Regions from separate parts of the Homo sapiens genome. Here region 2 is linked to region 1. A link is a loop called in an ENCODE intact Hi-C map of the cell type or tissue named here. Cell type or tissue: mammary epithelial cell. All regions are shown on one strand.

What was found. Hi-C counts contacts between places; a loop is a spot of excess contacts. Peaks named below come from ENCODE experiments on the same cell type or tissue, not always from the same donor. Only the 100,000 strongest peaks of a DNase experiment are listed, where the experiment ranks them.
Region 2: a loop joins it to region 1, with 7 times the contacts of the local background. A loop is called at or near these places in 2 of 110 quality-filtered maps.

The regions. Positions count from the first base shown.
Region 1 is chr2:205,810,547-205,818,546 of GRCh38, reverse strand. The region is part of intron 3 of LOC105373847 (a long non-coding RNA gene); the gene reads left to right. Among named protein-coding and RNA genes, the nearest start is that of NRP2, 130 kb to the right of the region's middle. In mammary epithelial cell, CTCF peaks have their summits at 4,304 and 4,826 (motif pointing right); a DNase peak (open chromatin) is centred at 4,356; H3K27ac peaks cover 361 bases.
Region 2 is chr2:205,320,277-205,328,276 of GRCh38, reverse strand. The region is part of intron 18 of PARD3B (par-3 family cell polarity regulator beta); the gene reads right to left. Among named protein-coding and RNA genes, the nearest start is that of NRP2, 360 kb to the left of the region's middle. In mammary epithelial cell, a CTCF peak has its summit at 4,136; no DNase peak of the experiment used is centred here; H3K27me3 peaks cover 120 bases.

The DNA.
Region 1 (8,000 bases):
AAGTTCATCCGTAGGTTTGAGGTAGGAGCTCACCTTCCCAGTCTCCTTTGCAGCTGCAATGCAGATATGTGACCTGGGCTCTACCACTCAGATATGCTGGTAGGAGCATAGGAACCTACTGTCTTGCTTCCTAATGCCAACCTGTCTTACGGGGCCAGGAGATGATTACTCTTTGTTCAGCTGATCGCTTTTCCTTACATTCCACACCATGGGGCCAGAATACCAAGTTACCCTTTTTTTTTTAGGATGAATTTGAGTAATGAAGGGGATTGTAGGGTGGGACAACTGTCGTTAGAGTCTTAGACACTGGAAGATAATTTTGGGGAGTTGTAGAAGCTAGGAAAAACACTCGCAGTAGAAGATCTGTCTTTTGTAGGTATCAATGCCATTTGGAAATAGAAAAATAGGGGACTTTAGTAAGGAAAATAATTTAAGGTAACTGAAGATTGTTTCCAAGTCAGAAGCAAGAATTGGGCTCTGACTCTAGAAATCTGGGATAATGCTGTTTTTGTCAAGGTGCATTCAGATAAATGTAAAATCATGGCAATTATTTCAAACAGTGGGGAATTTAATAGAGGGATTTGGATATAGGTATTATATATGGGAATAACTTGTCTGAGCTTAGAATCAGCTGCTCTCTTTAGACAGGACATGTCCTTTCCTGTGTGCCACAGGCCCTACCTGGCCCATTGACTTAGTAGTAGACTGGGCTGGTCTCTGAGTGTGGGATCATTATTATAGAAGAGTTTGTACTTGGAGAATCAAGACATGTTTCTTTGATTAATGTGTTTCACTTTTTTTTTTTTTTTAAATAGGTGAACTAGATTTTTGGTAACCATTGATGAGTGGCTCCCCTAATTTTTAGACCTATATTTGATACTCCTTAAGAACAAATCCAAGGTCCTCTCTGGTTCTCAGGCTATATTCTTCCCTAAGAAATCCCATTCACACAGTTATGTCAATTACGCAAGGACTCTTCATGACTTCAGCCCAGTCCTGGATTCTAAGTTCCAGATCCGTTAATATGCAACTGCCTCATGGATGCCCCAAAGGCAACTTATTTAACACATTTGAGACTGAACTTGCGATGTCCCTACAAAATCTGGTTTTCTTTCAACATTCTCTCAGGGATGGACACCACTGTCTATCCAGAGGCTCAAATGACAAACCCAGGAGTCGTCTACGACCCCATTGCATTTCCCCATATCCAATCTATTGCCAAATTCCCTCTATTTTTACCTCCTAGATATCTTCTGGATCTGTCCTTTTTTTCCTGTATCTCCACCCCTAATTCCCTTGTCTAAACTACCATCAACTCTTTCTTGAATTACTAAAACTGCCTCTGACCTAGTCTGTCTGCTCCTGTTTGATCCCCATAGACTGTAAGATCCTGGGGGTACTGGCCATGTCTGCCACTGTGCTAAGTATTGTGGGAAATATTTGCTGAGTGCACACAGCAAGCACTCAGAAAATGTTTCCCACAATACTTAGCACAGTGTTTTGCACATAGTAGGTGCTTAATAAATACTAGATATTTGTAAATACTAAATATTAATTGAGTAAATTAAGTTTCAAAATGGACTGATAATCAGTTTTCAAACCATCTAAAAGTACTAAAAAAGGTCTGTAACCCTCTATTTTTCATGGGCTATAAGGGAATACTTTTCAGGGTTTTTAGATGCAAGTGACAGAAGCTGAGTCTGGCTAATTTTGCAGAGAAAGTGTTTGTTAAAAAGAGTTTGTAAAATCATTTTAAGAGCTGGAGAACCAGGTAAGAGGTTAAACTTCCAGAAACATGCCTACGACTGTGCTGTCAAACTGGTTTGATGGGGAAGCTTCTGCTGCCACCATCACGACATTGACACTATAATTTGCTGTGTTCAACTTCTGCACCAGAAATCAGACTTGTTGCTTTCACCAGAGCATCTGATTAGTAGATTCCAGGTCACATGTCTGCCTTGCCCCTGCAAAGGAAACTAGGAAAGTGAGCTCCTCCCCAAACATAAGAAGCATACCTGAAAGTTGTCAGGCAGCCACCAACATGAGCAATGTCCTCCACAAATGGACATTCATAAAGTCTTCATGTGCTCCTAGCTCATAATTATGCCTCTGGGTACTGGCATGTGCACAGTAAATGGAGTTATGGAGATAAATGATAAGATAAATGAGTACTCTAAACTCTCCCTACCTTTGCAGCTGATTTTGCATTTCACCATTAGATGCTTTGGTTTAACCATCTAGAAAATTAATGTAATACCATCTTCCAAATGCTAAGAATCAGCAGTAATAGTAATGTATTTTGAGGTCCTTGGATAAAAAGCAGTCTAAAGATTCACTGTATCATTATTTAAAATAGATGATTTCTAATGAAAATGCTAAGTTCAAAGGGCTTGATGGCTTCTCAGGATGCAAAATGGGCAATGCCTGGTATATTAGCTTAATAAACCAGTCCCAGGGATGCTTGGCTGACTTTCCTTCCCACTCCTCTGTGGGCATTAGAAGGCAGAAATATGCAGGCTTGGTAATAGCTGTAATCAGTCACAACAAGTGAGCTTATTATATTGGCTGCTTGCACAGTCGGAGCCTTCCAAAGCTAATCACAGCCCTTTTGCAAAGTTCATTGGGTTGGACTTTCTAATACATCCTTATCCCAGCTATGTTGAGAGACAGAGAAACTGAAGATGAGGCCCCTGATAGCACCAATTACCCATGTGTTATACAGCGTGAGAGAATCACATGTGAAAAACACCAATCTCTTTCCTTTTAGTCGTGGGATCTGCAATATTTCCAGCAGGGTAGTATCAGCAATTGATTTCCTGTTACAGCTCTCCTTTTTTTTCTAGTTCTTTTTTCCCTTAAGTGCAGTAGACTTAGCTCTCTTCTTCCCTACTGCTGTCAGTCAGTTCTTTGTCACTGCCTTTTCTGCCAAAAAGGGCTAGCCCCAGCCTTTTAATCGCTCTTAGTCTCTTGCAAGCTGCTACTTCTTTCATGCATTGCTCTCCACCATGGAAACACCTTCATGGATCCTCATCCTCTCATTAGCCCTCCTTCTTTTGTCTCCCATTGATTTGTCAAGTCTCAGAACTCCTGCACACATAGTGAACTTCCAAGGATTTGCAAGATAAGGTCACGATGTGTCTATGTGTCTCTTCTGTTTCTGGTCTGCCGCAAACCTTTGTCACTTTCTCTTTTCCCTTTCCTCTCATCAGCTGGCACAGATGCTTCTGCCCTTCCTGTAATAGACCATGGTTCTGCAAACAAATGGACTCCCATAACATGGGCTCCCATAAGGTGCTTTACATGGAGTGTGGCAGGTTCTCTTTGTCGTTCAATAAAATGGGCCTGTGGAGAAACAAATGCATCAGGCCCCTGCATCATGTTGCACCGGTTGTGCCAAACTCAGCCTAGGGATAATTTAGACAATACACCTAAGCTAATTTGACGGCAAGCTTATTTGGAGGAAAAACGAAAAGCATTAGGAGTTCTTTTTTGGAGCAGTCATTAGATGCAGATTCTCAAAAAGGTTTTTCAGAGCTGAGTCTGGCCCCTGATCAGCCAGCGATTGACTATGACAAGAGAGGGAAAGGCACAAACATCTCCTCAGATGGCATATAAATTATAGTGGGGTGGCCATAGACTGAGAGGATGTTGGAGGGAGATTGAGTATTTTTTAAAATATCTTTTGTCAGCCCGATTTATTTTTGTCTTTCTTCATAAGACGTGAGAGTTTTGCATCAGCGCATCTAAATGAAATAATTTGCTAAAGGTCAAATGCAATTCCCTCCAGCCAGCTTTCATTTACCTTCTAATTAATAACTAAATGCTCACACATACATTAGCCCGAGTCTCATGCATAAAATAATAACTACCATTTATTGAACACCTATTACATCCCAGGCATTTTGCATGTATTACTCAAATTCTTACAACCCCACAAGGTAAGAATACCTCTTTAATAGAGGAGGAAAATGATGCTTAGAGAGGCTAAGTAATTTGCCCTTGGTCATGTAAATTACTGTCTAAAGCCAAATGCTCCATGCTTTTTCATGCCATGCTGTAAGGCAGCTGCTTCCTGCAAGGGTTGGATGCCTTGTGCCATCTATTGTTGCTGATGAATGGAGAAATGAGAGGTTGGTATAGCAGTATCTTACTTCCCAAGTCAAACACCTCTCCATGGGAGGAAGCTGTGTCACCCAGAGCTCCTATTCCTTGATGGTTGTCATGATATGTATTTGGGAGGGGGCAAAATGCTGTCTGGTACAGACTTCCTTTTCATTCAATTCCATTTCCTTCCCACATCCTCCCACATGAGGGAGAGGTTGCAATGGAATCAGAAGAACATACATAGAATGAGTAAGGCAGGTTTGGACATGCCTTACCTGGAGAGATGTGCAAGTGGGGCAAAACAGATTTGCAGCCAAATGGTGACTTCTTAAATCAAGCATAACAAATTGGCTTGAGGTTAATTATCAGCCCATTACTTCCAGCGAGAAGCAGGAAGAATAGAAAAGTAGGTAAAATGTGTTTCTGTGGCTTTCCAACCTTCCTCCTGTGTCCTGTTTCTATGTGTCCTAGACTCTGAAACTTTATAATAAATTAGTCATTATACAAATCCACTGCTTATTTTTCTCCCACATTACTTTTAGTATGAATTTGTGAACATCATTCAAACCTATTTTAATTTTCTTAATATTTTAAATTTGAATAAGCCAGGTAAGCTTTGAAACATTTATAGAGTGTTATTTGACAACATCACAGTTAAATGACAAAATCACTACACTGATTTCTCGGTTCTCCTTTCCATTATGCCTGTAATTTGGTAAATTTCCAGTAGGTGGCGCTTCGTTGCTACAGCTGCAGAGATCCGGGACAGTACCTGGAACATATTTAACGAGAGTAACTTCTCAAAAGTGAGGTGTGAATCACTTGCATTAAATTATCCAGGCCCTATTACCTTTACTTTGTTAAAACACAGATTCCTGAACCCCAACCCCATACCCAATGAATTTGACTATCTGGGATTAGGAATCTCCATTTTTAAAAGACTTCCTTGGTAATTCTGATGCAGATAAAGTTTTGAGAATCACTTGTTTTGAGAAAAACAGAAATGCAAATTAAAGATAACTATAGGGTGGCTCACTCCTGTAATCCCAGCACTTTCGGAGGCCGAGGTGGGCGGATCACCTGAGGTCAGGAATTCCAGACCAGCCTGGCCAACATGGTGAAACCCCGTCTCTACTAAAAATACAAAAATTAGCCAGGCATGGGTTGGCAGGTGCCTGTAATCCCAGCTACTTGGGAGGCTGGGGCAGGAGAATCGTTTGAACCTGGGAGGTGGAGGTTGTAGTGAGCCGAGATTGTGCCATTGCACTCCAGGCTGGGTGACAAGAGCGAGACTTAGTCCCCCCCCCCAAAAAAATCTAAATATAAAATAGTAAGAACAGTATAGAAAGTAATACTCAACGTAGAACAACATACAAAGAAATACTCTACCAAAAAATCTGTCTTCAGGTTAAGTTCTTTATCCCAGTAGACTTTGATTATTATCAATCATTGTTTAAAAGTAACTCTACTTTTCCTTTAAGTAAAGGTCCAGATTTTCAATTCCTGTTAATGTTGAAAATCCCCAATCCCTTGGTCTCTTCTTATAAGCTACTGGCAGACTTTCTCATCCTGCAGCTTTTTTTGGAAATCTTTAATACTTTGACCTTCTTGTAATGTCTTATCACCTGGCCAAGTTTCAGCTAATCTCTTTCCTAAGAAAGTATGACTTTATCAATTCCATAAAAGTCTCCAAATCACCTTTTTGCTTCCTGTATTTCATTGCTTTGAAAGAGGAAAGAGAAAAAAAATAAAAGATCGAATGGCAATTTGCATAAAATTAAGATTTTCTTCAATATGGAAAATGTCCTTTTGGCAACCAACCCACACTTTCCCTCTACAACTGGTTTCTCCAGATGTGGCAGAGGAAGTATTTTTGCTTAGATGGATGATTATTCTTCAACTAAATTAGCAACTACACAAATCCCAGCTGCTTTTATTTTCTTCTACACTACTTTGGGTATTGAATTTGCAAAAATCAGTCAAACTTCTTTTCTTTTTCTTAATATTTTAAATTTCAACAAGCCAAACAAGCTTTAAAGTATTTATTGAGTAGTTACTTGACAACATCACACAAACACATTTAAGCACTTCAAGGGCAATATATTAAGCTGATCTGCAAAATATTCCCTTTTATTGCATTCAAGTCATTTTGTTTTCACTTTCCAAGTCTTGATGAGGAAATCTGATATTGGTTTGGTTTCATCTTTGGCTCCTGCCTCCTGGGAATAGGATTTCTAGCAATTATCACAAAGTGTCATTAGAATAAAAAACATTTGAATATTTTATTGGTGAGCTGCAGGGAGAGGTTGAATTGTCATAATGAGATATTACTTGCATAACATGGCTATTAAGGATTAAGGGTGTTTATCAATTGACTGATGAATCATTCATTCATTCATTTGCCATTTCAACAAACATATATTAAAGACCCATCTTGTGCCTTGTAGTGTTTTTTGGTTCTGAGACAGAAAGATCTGAAATTGGCTTTCTCATCAAAGTAGACACCACAATTTGGTAGAAGATAAATGCAGGACAAGATAGATAGTACAGATATGTGTACAGTACTCTTGTATAGATACTTGTTCTTGGTGTCTTAGACAACTTAGAAGGGGGAAAGTTCCCAGGGAATGTTGGGGTTTAATTCCACCTTCATACAATTTCTACGGCCAATTTGAGCCAAGGCCTGGAGTCTTTTCCTCAGCCCAGGAATGTGAACATCTGCCTCTGATCTTGATCTTCTGTGACTCTAGATTATTTTCTTGACTTATCTGTACTCTTGGAAGTAATTCCTCCCTCACTCTTCTTAACTGCCTCAGCCTCTTGCATCACTTGGAGATCTTGTGGGTAAGTCCCTAGGAAATTGTTTCCAAGAGCTGTCAAGTTGCCATCATCTTAGAAATGTTGTTTCCAAAGAATAGAGAATTCAGGGCCATACTGAACACTAATGCAGGCCTCAAGCAATGGTGAGCCTAGCATTCATCTGACTTGATGGCACAAAAGAATTCATAGCCATATTTACCAAAATAAAAATCTGCAGCCCTTACTTCTAAATTATCCCCATTGTGTTCTGGAGGGTAGAAGATTTTGTTGAGTGGAACGGCTAAGATGATGTACTACATTTTAGCCAATGATCTTTACTATATGGATCATTTACTTGAAAAGCGAGGCTTCTCTTCTTTGTGATTAACGGTTGAGAGTATGGTCTTTGGCGCTAGAATGTCTGTGTTCAAATCTGGCTCCTTCCTTTACTTACAGGGCAGTGTTTGGCAAGTTACTTCTCCTTTTTGGACTTCTCCTGATCTATAGAATGCAAAAAGCAGTAGAATCTGCCTTGCAGGAATCGTGAGGATTAAATGAATAATTCATTTAATACATTGTAGGTACTCAATACATGCAAACTATTATTGATTTGATTATTTGTGGTTCAGGAGTGATATGGTTTGGCTCTGTGTCCCCACCCAAATCTCATGTTGAATTGTGATCCCAAGTGTTTGAGGTGGGGCCTGGTGGGAGGTGATTGGATCATGGGGGTGGCTTCTAATGGCTTAGTACCATCCCCTGAATGCTTTCTTGTAATAGAGTCCTCACGAGATCTGGTTGTTTTAAAATGTGTGGCACCTCCTACTTCTCTCTGTCTTCCTCCTGCTCCCACCACGTAAGACATACTGGTTTTCCCTTCGCCTTCCCCCATGATTGTAAGTTTCCTAAGGCCTCCCCATCCATTGCCTCCTATACAGCCTGCGCAACTGTGAGTCAATTAATCTCTCTCTCTTTTTTTTTTTTTTTAATAAATTACCCAGTCTCGGGTAGTTCTTTATAGCGGTGTGAGAACACACTAATACAAGGTGCCTCCCATTTCTCTGAGTGGCACCATTGTGGAGACACACAAGTGGGTC
Region 2 (8,000 bases), 490 kb after region 1:
TATAATGTCAATCTCATAATGCAATAAATGGAAAACCAGGGCATTAGGATTAAAAGATGATAAAATGAGTTTCTCTCTGACTTTTATTTTCATATATGCTTTGGAAATATTGGGGGTTTTGACAACTGATAGCATTCCATGTATCATTCTATATATTCTTTAAAATGTCTAATTTGGTGGTAAAATTGCTTTAATAGAAATGCAATCTCTTTTTGTTATAATAGCTTTTTCTTTAGCCTAATGAAGAAAGCATAAGAGTGCTTGATCCCTATACGTAATGCTTTCAGGAAAGAGGCCAAGCTAGACCACTGAATCCATTCTTTATAAATGAGCTTTTCAACAGAAAAAATAAAAATGGACCCTGGAAGGATCAACTTAGTGATTCTGAGTTATGCCTCTCCATGAGTTAATTCCTTCATCTGACTTTTATTGATTGCTTGATAGTAATAAGAAAAAGAATAACATGAATACTTTACTATGTACCAGTCAGTGAGGTATTTTACATTCACTGTATTATTTAATTCTCACCACAATTCTATGAGGTGGAGCTTATTCCTCTCTTTCTCTTTGTTTGAAAAGGAAAATGAGCAGTTGAGTAGCTTAAAGTTACCCAAGTTTGCCCAGCTAGCTAAGAGCCAAAGAGTAAAAAAAGGGAGGAGTATGGCGCCAGACTGCTGGGGTGAAATCCTACCAGTTCTGTCCGTTTAGAATCTATCTGCCCATGGGCAAGCAATCTTTTTATGTTTCAGCTTCTAAATCTGTCAAATGTGTATAATAACAGTGGCTACTTCATAGGATTATTGTGAAGATTAAATGAATTAACAAATGTACAGAACTCAGAACAGTTTCAATACCTATAAAGTAGTAAACACTAATAATATAAGGGAGTTAGATACTATTCCTACCTCTATAATGTACCAAAGACCAGCACAATCTTAGGTAGCATTAGGAACAGGTGTGTCCCCGTTAGCGATAAAAATGAAAAGCTGAAATATACAGCCATATCTTCATAAAGGTGGGGCAGTGGAGCATACAGGTAGACATATTGTGGGCTGAATAGTCAAAGTTTCAGGGAGAAATGAGCAACAGCATAGAATTGCTAAACCTTTCCATTAGCTTCATTGTGGGATGCCAAGGTAAGAAAATAGCAGTCATGTATATGCTGAAGATCTTTAAATAAAATTTTCATATTCTCCCTAAGAACACATACAGTGATAGAGCTGGGTATTCTGATGATCAGACTAAGATATCAAAAGTTAAAGACCCTACATTACAGAACTATTTGGTGTCAGAAGTAGCAAATATTTTAGTAATAAATAGCACCGAAGAGAACACTTAGGGCTTAGGGCTTGAGAATTTCAGTTATACTAGAAGCATTTGTCTAGTCTGATTAATATTGATTTTTATTCTGTCTTGCTACATGATAAGTATTTACTACTGTACAAGAATGTACTACTTATTTCCCCTAATGAAGAGCCCTTTTCCAAACTGGGTGGATGTGACAGCAAATACTGTCAGCATTAGGATATGTGATATTCTTCCACATAGATTTGACCTAAGACTATAGGGAATTATTAAAATACAAAGGTAATTATTTAATTACCTTTTAATCATTTAATTATATCAAGCCTCAGCATACTAAGATTGTAAATTTTTTCCCCAATTTTCTTGAGTAAAATAATATCCTTTCTGTGCTCTTGCAATTGAATAAAAAGTGGTCATAGAGATGATAACTGTTGAATAACTCCTTCGTTCTAGCTCATAGAGATAATGCTTTTACTCCTAGAGCCTGACTTGGTCATCTCCTCCACTTTCCAGGCAATGATGCCCTAAAAAGATTAACCCCATCTCTGGGGTTGCAGCCAATTCTTTCAATGGATGCCAAAAGTTCACCAAAAAATTCAATTGTCAAATTGTGTCCCTAATGGAATAAGATTTTTGTTTACTTTAGATTATGCAGTTGAGAAAGTTGTGTCTAAGTACACTGGCAGAATATAAAGTGTCATTAAGACTTGGTGTCACTGCTTCCTGCTTTGCTACATAAAATGTATTCTTCATTACAAAGCGCTCTCACATTTTCAGTATGCGGTTTTTCACAGTAATTTTCTAATAGGAGGTATAATAAAGGCCAAATCAATTTTGTTACAGCAGCAGAAACTAACACCAGTTATCCTCTCAGAGTTAGTAAACTACATGCGCCAAATCCGTTTTTCACCCTTCCCTGGTAACAGTATACTTCACATGCAAATTAACAAATTAGGCAGTTTTCACAGATTCCATTTCCTCAGATTTAAAGCTTGATAAAACAGTACATGATATTCACATTAAGATACACAGGCAATGAAGTCTACGATGATAGGATGTTTTTGTGTTTATTTGCTCTCACAATTGTTTTATTTATTTTTATTTGTTTTTCAATTTTGTTCCTTCTATATATTTGCCCTGATAATTGTAGGTAAATTGAAATAATGGACTATGAAATTCAATAACCTTATCTGAAGCCAGTTACCTCCAAAGTGACACCAGTAAAATTACTTATCTTATTACTAGATAGGATGTCTAATTACTCAAAATAATAGGATGAAGCTGGGTACGGTGGCTCATACTTGCAATCCCAGCTATTTGGGAGGCTGAGGTGGGAGGATCACTTAGCCCTGGGGTCTGAGGCTACAGTGAGTTATGATCACGCCACTGCACTCCAGCCTGGGCAATAGAGGAAGACTCTGAGACTACTACTACTACTACTACTAATAAACAATGAGATGATATTAGTAAACTATCTTTATCAGTACTGAGTGTGGAGAGAATTGTTGTCAGCAAGGCTTCCAAAGAACCCTTGAACCCAGCATTTAAGCATCACTAAGAGTTGACCACGGGGTTAGTGTGGATTGAAGGATGGGGAAAGGGCATTGTAGTCACAGGGAATATGAAAAGCCCAAGGCATTGACTACCTTAATGCTGTCATGGCACATTATGATAATTTTATGTACTTATCTATGGCAGCATAAAAGTATAAAGGTTGAACATTGTATAACACCTCAGAAATCTAAGCTCTTCAAGAAACTGTGAAACCACAGCAAAAATTTTGGTAGAAGATCAAATATATGTTTGTGAAGATCAGATGGGCAGTACTGTAGTAAGTGGGCTGGGAGAGAATATCAAGACTATTCAGAAGGTCATTGCTTTAATTTGGGGAGAAATTAGGAGAATTTGAACTAAGGAAGTGCAGTGAAGATGGAGAGAGAATTTAGATTCTTAGAGAGTAGAATTTGTGGAACTTGGTAACGAATTGATGGATTGGTCTTCACAGGTGAGAGAAAAGGACACAGCATCCTCTTGATTTATTGGATAGCCTTGGTAAGGATAAACAAGCAAAGTTAATTCTATAATATACAGGTTGATTTTGGGGTACCTACGGACCATCTGGGAAAACCGTTTAGTAAGCATCATGTATTATGAGTCCAGAGTCTGGGTGGAGTCTGGTTTACAGACTCTCTTTCTCTCCCAGAGAAAGAGAGAGGAGGGTTAGAAGAGAGGAGGACTGGGTATAGAGGTATAGGGAATGACAACTTTTAATAAGATGAATAGCTAGGAGTAGCTGCCAGAAAGCTAACAGGAATGCCCTGAGAGAACAATATCACAGAATATGACAGCTGGAATAGTGTCAAGAAGGAGGAAGTGATCTAGGTGGAAATGAAACAATTTATTTTTAAACATTACTAATTTTAAAGAGAAAGTTGATATATTAACCTGCAACTCTATTTATATCTCTAATGGCCTGCCCTTTCAAGAAAGGAAATTTCAGTTACTTTCTTGAACAGTAATTTGCATCAAATAGGACATCCTTGTTTTTAAAGAAGTATTAATCTTTTATTTTAATAAAAATGAGTGTTGTTCTACTAGGCTAAGCATAAATTGTCAATCACACTGAAATTATATGGGTAACCTTTATCTATATATTTTATTTATTTTAGCATACCCACTTCTTACTTCAAGTACACTTATATTAAAGATGTTAAATGTATAAATTTAAAAAAGTAATAGAAGAATTTATTTTACAGATTCTTAAATTCTAAACTAAATCATTTTTCAGTTTGCAGCATAGTGTGTGACGTAGCAACACCTAATGGCCAGGTATGATATTACAGCCTAGCTATGTTAGACACTGTAAAGCCCCTGACAAAAGAAGGTGTGTAATACAGTCTTGGGGTATGAAACTCAAGAAAGTATCTAAACATACTTAAAATTTCCTTGGTCTGAGTTGTGACAGCAGAGAGAAGACCTCAGCATTGACGATATCCTGGAAAAGCATGGGTAAATACAAACATTAAAAGTCTTCACCAAAAACAAACATAATTCTTATGTTGGGGAGGGCTATATTTGGTTTACACTTGATGGGATCTAGCTAGAGAGTACTAGAAAGAAGACAATCTTTAATAAACACCCTTCTGCAGTAGACATAACACTGCACTTATCTCCAAACCAGGATTTATCCCGAAGATGTCCCTGAGACATGAAAGGTGTTGAGATAGACACTCTTATGTCTCATTATTCCTTCCACAGAGGGTTACATTTTTACTCCCATGACAGAGATTTGTATCCTTCAGGGCTAAATGTTGACTACATTAGTGGAAAGAATCAGAGGGCTGAATAAGAACATCAGCCACTTGTCAGGTAGGGAACATCAATAGTCTACAGAGGCTAGATTACATTATCTAATGGTCCTTAGCTTCTTTTCATAGTCCCCTTTGCGTATTAGAAAAACATTATGGATTCTTTCTCCACAAAAATACACATACTCATAATTAAAATTCTGTACATAATTTTTAGGTAATCTCAGGACTGTACCTTAGAAGTTGAGCTCTACATGTGCTTCATGAATACTGTGTAACTGCACGTGGATTCTCCAAGAACATGGAAACATAAGGTTTGTTTTCTAGACATTGTCTTTACCATTAACCCTGATAGCATACAGTTAAGCTGTAAAAGTGATGACATATCCACATTCTTAAAACACTTACAGTGCTATCTACCTGTTTAATTTTAACAATGTTAAAAGGGGGTGTTAGGCCAGGCACGGTGGCTCACGCCTGTAATCCCAGCACTTTGGGAGGCTGAGGCGGGCAGATCATGAGGTCAGGAGATTGAGACCATCCTGGCCAACAAGATGAACCCCTCCCTCTACTAAAACACAAAAAATTAGCCGGGCTTGGTGGTGGGCGCCTGTAGTCCCAGCTACTTGGGAGGCTGAGGCAGGGGAATCACTTGAACCCAGGAGGCGGAAACTGCAGTGAGCTGAGATCATGCCTCTGCACTCCAGCCTGGCAACAGAGCAAGACTCCATCAAAAAAAAAAAAAAAAAAAAAAAAAAAAAAAAAAAAAAAAAAGAGGTGTTAATAATGATATAACAACACACGTTCCTTCTTTTGGCTGAAAGTTTCAAAGTGCTTCATAAAGTTGTATTATATTTTACATGGGAGATATTTGGGGCACAGACATTCAAAGACATATTTAACTCACAAGCACAGAACAGATTTCAGCAGCTCTATCTAATTAAATCTCATCACAGAGAAGGAAGAAAAGGATTCTGTAGAACGTTACTACTCCTTCATATTTTTGTTTGTTTGTTTCACCCAGAATCAAACTATCTCCAGTTAGCTATATGGACAAATTCAGCAATATGTGGTCATGTGCACGAGTGTTGTTATCATCACATTGATAAAATTTTGGGACAGGCCAGCGATGAGGAACACACATGGATACTACTGCTTTGTTTTTTGTAAGAGCTGGCGTGAATGTTCAGGGAATTGGGGACTTAATAAAGTGCTGGTCCTCAACAGATATGCATCCCAACACCCTCCACCAGCTACACCTAACCTGTATTACTGTGCTTCATCTTCTTTCCCAAGACACAAGACTTTGACCTGGAGTGGTCACTCCAACATAATACACCCCAACTACCTAACAGATGTAAATAAAAAGACTGGCAGAGTATGCTCTGTTTCTCCAGACCACTCTTCCTGACTAGGCAAAGTATAAATTTCTTGGATGAATCCACTATAACTTTCATAATACATTTATCTTTGTGCATTTATGTTTTCAAAATATGTTTTCAAATGAATAGGTGTTGAAAAGAAAAAGTCCTAAGGTGATCAAAGACTGGTATGGCTTCTCCAGCCTTCCCTCCAGTCTTATCAATAAATCATTTGCAGTAAAATGGAAAATATAACAAGTCTGAGAAAGAGATGGTATTCAATTTCTAAGGATCCTTCTGCAGCACAATTTTAACAATAACAAGCAGGATATTTTCCTGTTCACCATTTCATTCAAGCACTCTGCACCAAATTTAATGGTTACCGACGCTTTATCACAAGGATATTTGCACCTATTTACAGAGGTTTACTTCTGAAGTTTCATTAATTGTCAAAGAAGTACACCTCGCTCTTGGAAATCTGTACTCATTTACCAGGAGTCAACACTGACTTAATTTATGTTTTTAGATTAGATAGTGATAAACCCCACAAAAATGGTTTTCTTGACTTGTAATCATATTTGAAATTACCACCTTCCTTGTTTGTAATTTCTGATTTTGCTATTTTGAGGTTTACTTGAGGCCAACTCTTGACTTATCTCAAAAGTATAATAAAATGATACAGTGATAGTCCTAGCTTCAAAGTACACTTAAGGATAAAAAGACATCAAGTTTGCAACCACTGTTAAGTTATTAAGAGAAAAATGCATGCATGCCTGCATTTGTGCATATACATTCATATGGGCGGGGGGAGAGAGAGAGAGAGGGAAAGAGAGAGAGGAAGAGAGAGAAAGAGAGAGAGAATGCTACAGCTAATTCAGAAAAAATGTTACTATCTGAGGAATCTGGGCGGAAGGTATAAGGAAATTCTTTGTGCTATTTTTTGTAGCTTTTACTGTAAGTCTAAAATTATTTCATAATACAAACTTTAAAAAAATCTAAGTTTTGAGGTTAAAAAGACATAAATAAGAAAATGAATCAAAGAATATACTCTCAGACACAATTACTATTTCCTTCAATCTTGTAAATCAACAATCAATACTCAAACACTTTTATTGTTTAATGTGGCTGGTCTATTGGCAACATATATTACAAAAACTATCATCTCTAAACTATATTAATGTTTTAGCTACAGTTATCATCAATTATTTAAGACCTACTTCCTAAGCAGATTGTTAGGCTAGAAAGCAAGATTTTCAGAGAAGGTAGGGAGAACTATGGAAAGGGAACAAAAAATAATTTTACACTAGTAAGAGAATGCTTTCTGAGTGGTCTAGAAACCCTGAGTGTATGTATTTAAGAGAGTATTCTTCTCTTTAGTGCCTATACACCAGAAATGGTATGGCCAAAAGAGGCAGCTTTCCCCCAGTGTATGTATATCAGCAAAATAAAGGAACAAGTTATTGAAATATTGGCCCAGCTAGACTTTCTTCCATTAACAATCAGTTGAGACACATTTTTAAAGCAACAGCTTAAATGAATGGCTGTGTGTCTGTAATAATTTTGACTTAAAATGTCAACTGGATTTGAGATGCCATGTGCATTTAATCAATGTCTCTATATTGTAAAATAAATATACTTCAGCGTGACTGCTGTGCCAGCCATAAATCATAATTCACAAAGAGAAGAACATCTTATCCTCTCTATTGATAGTTGTTAATGACAATGCTGATTAAAATGGCATCTGCCTGCCATATTATTGTTAAACAGTCTATTAGAATTTCTATTACATCCTATAACCTACCACTATTTCCCTATGTGCTGATACGTCTCTTATGGAATAAAACATGATAGACAGTTAGATTTAGAGTTTAACACTTAAAATGCAAAACTGAAGAGCAGAGCTCACTAGTACATTCTAACACATATTATTTCCAAAATTAAGAGGGTTCCTTCCAGCAGAGATTCCAGTGATCAAGGTAGTGTTCAAGGACTTGTTCCTCTCTTTTAGAATTAATATTTGAGTCTC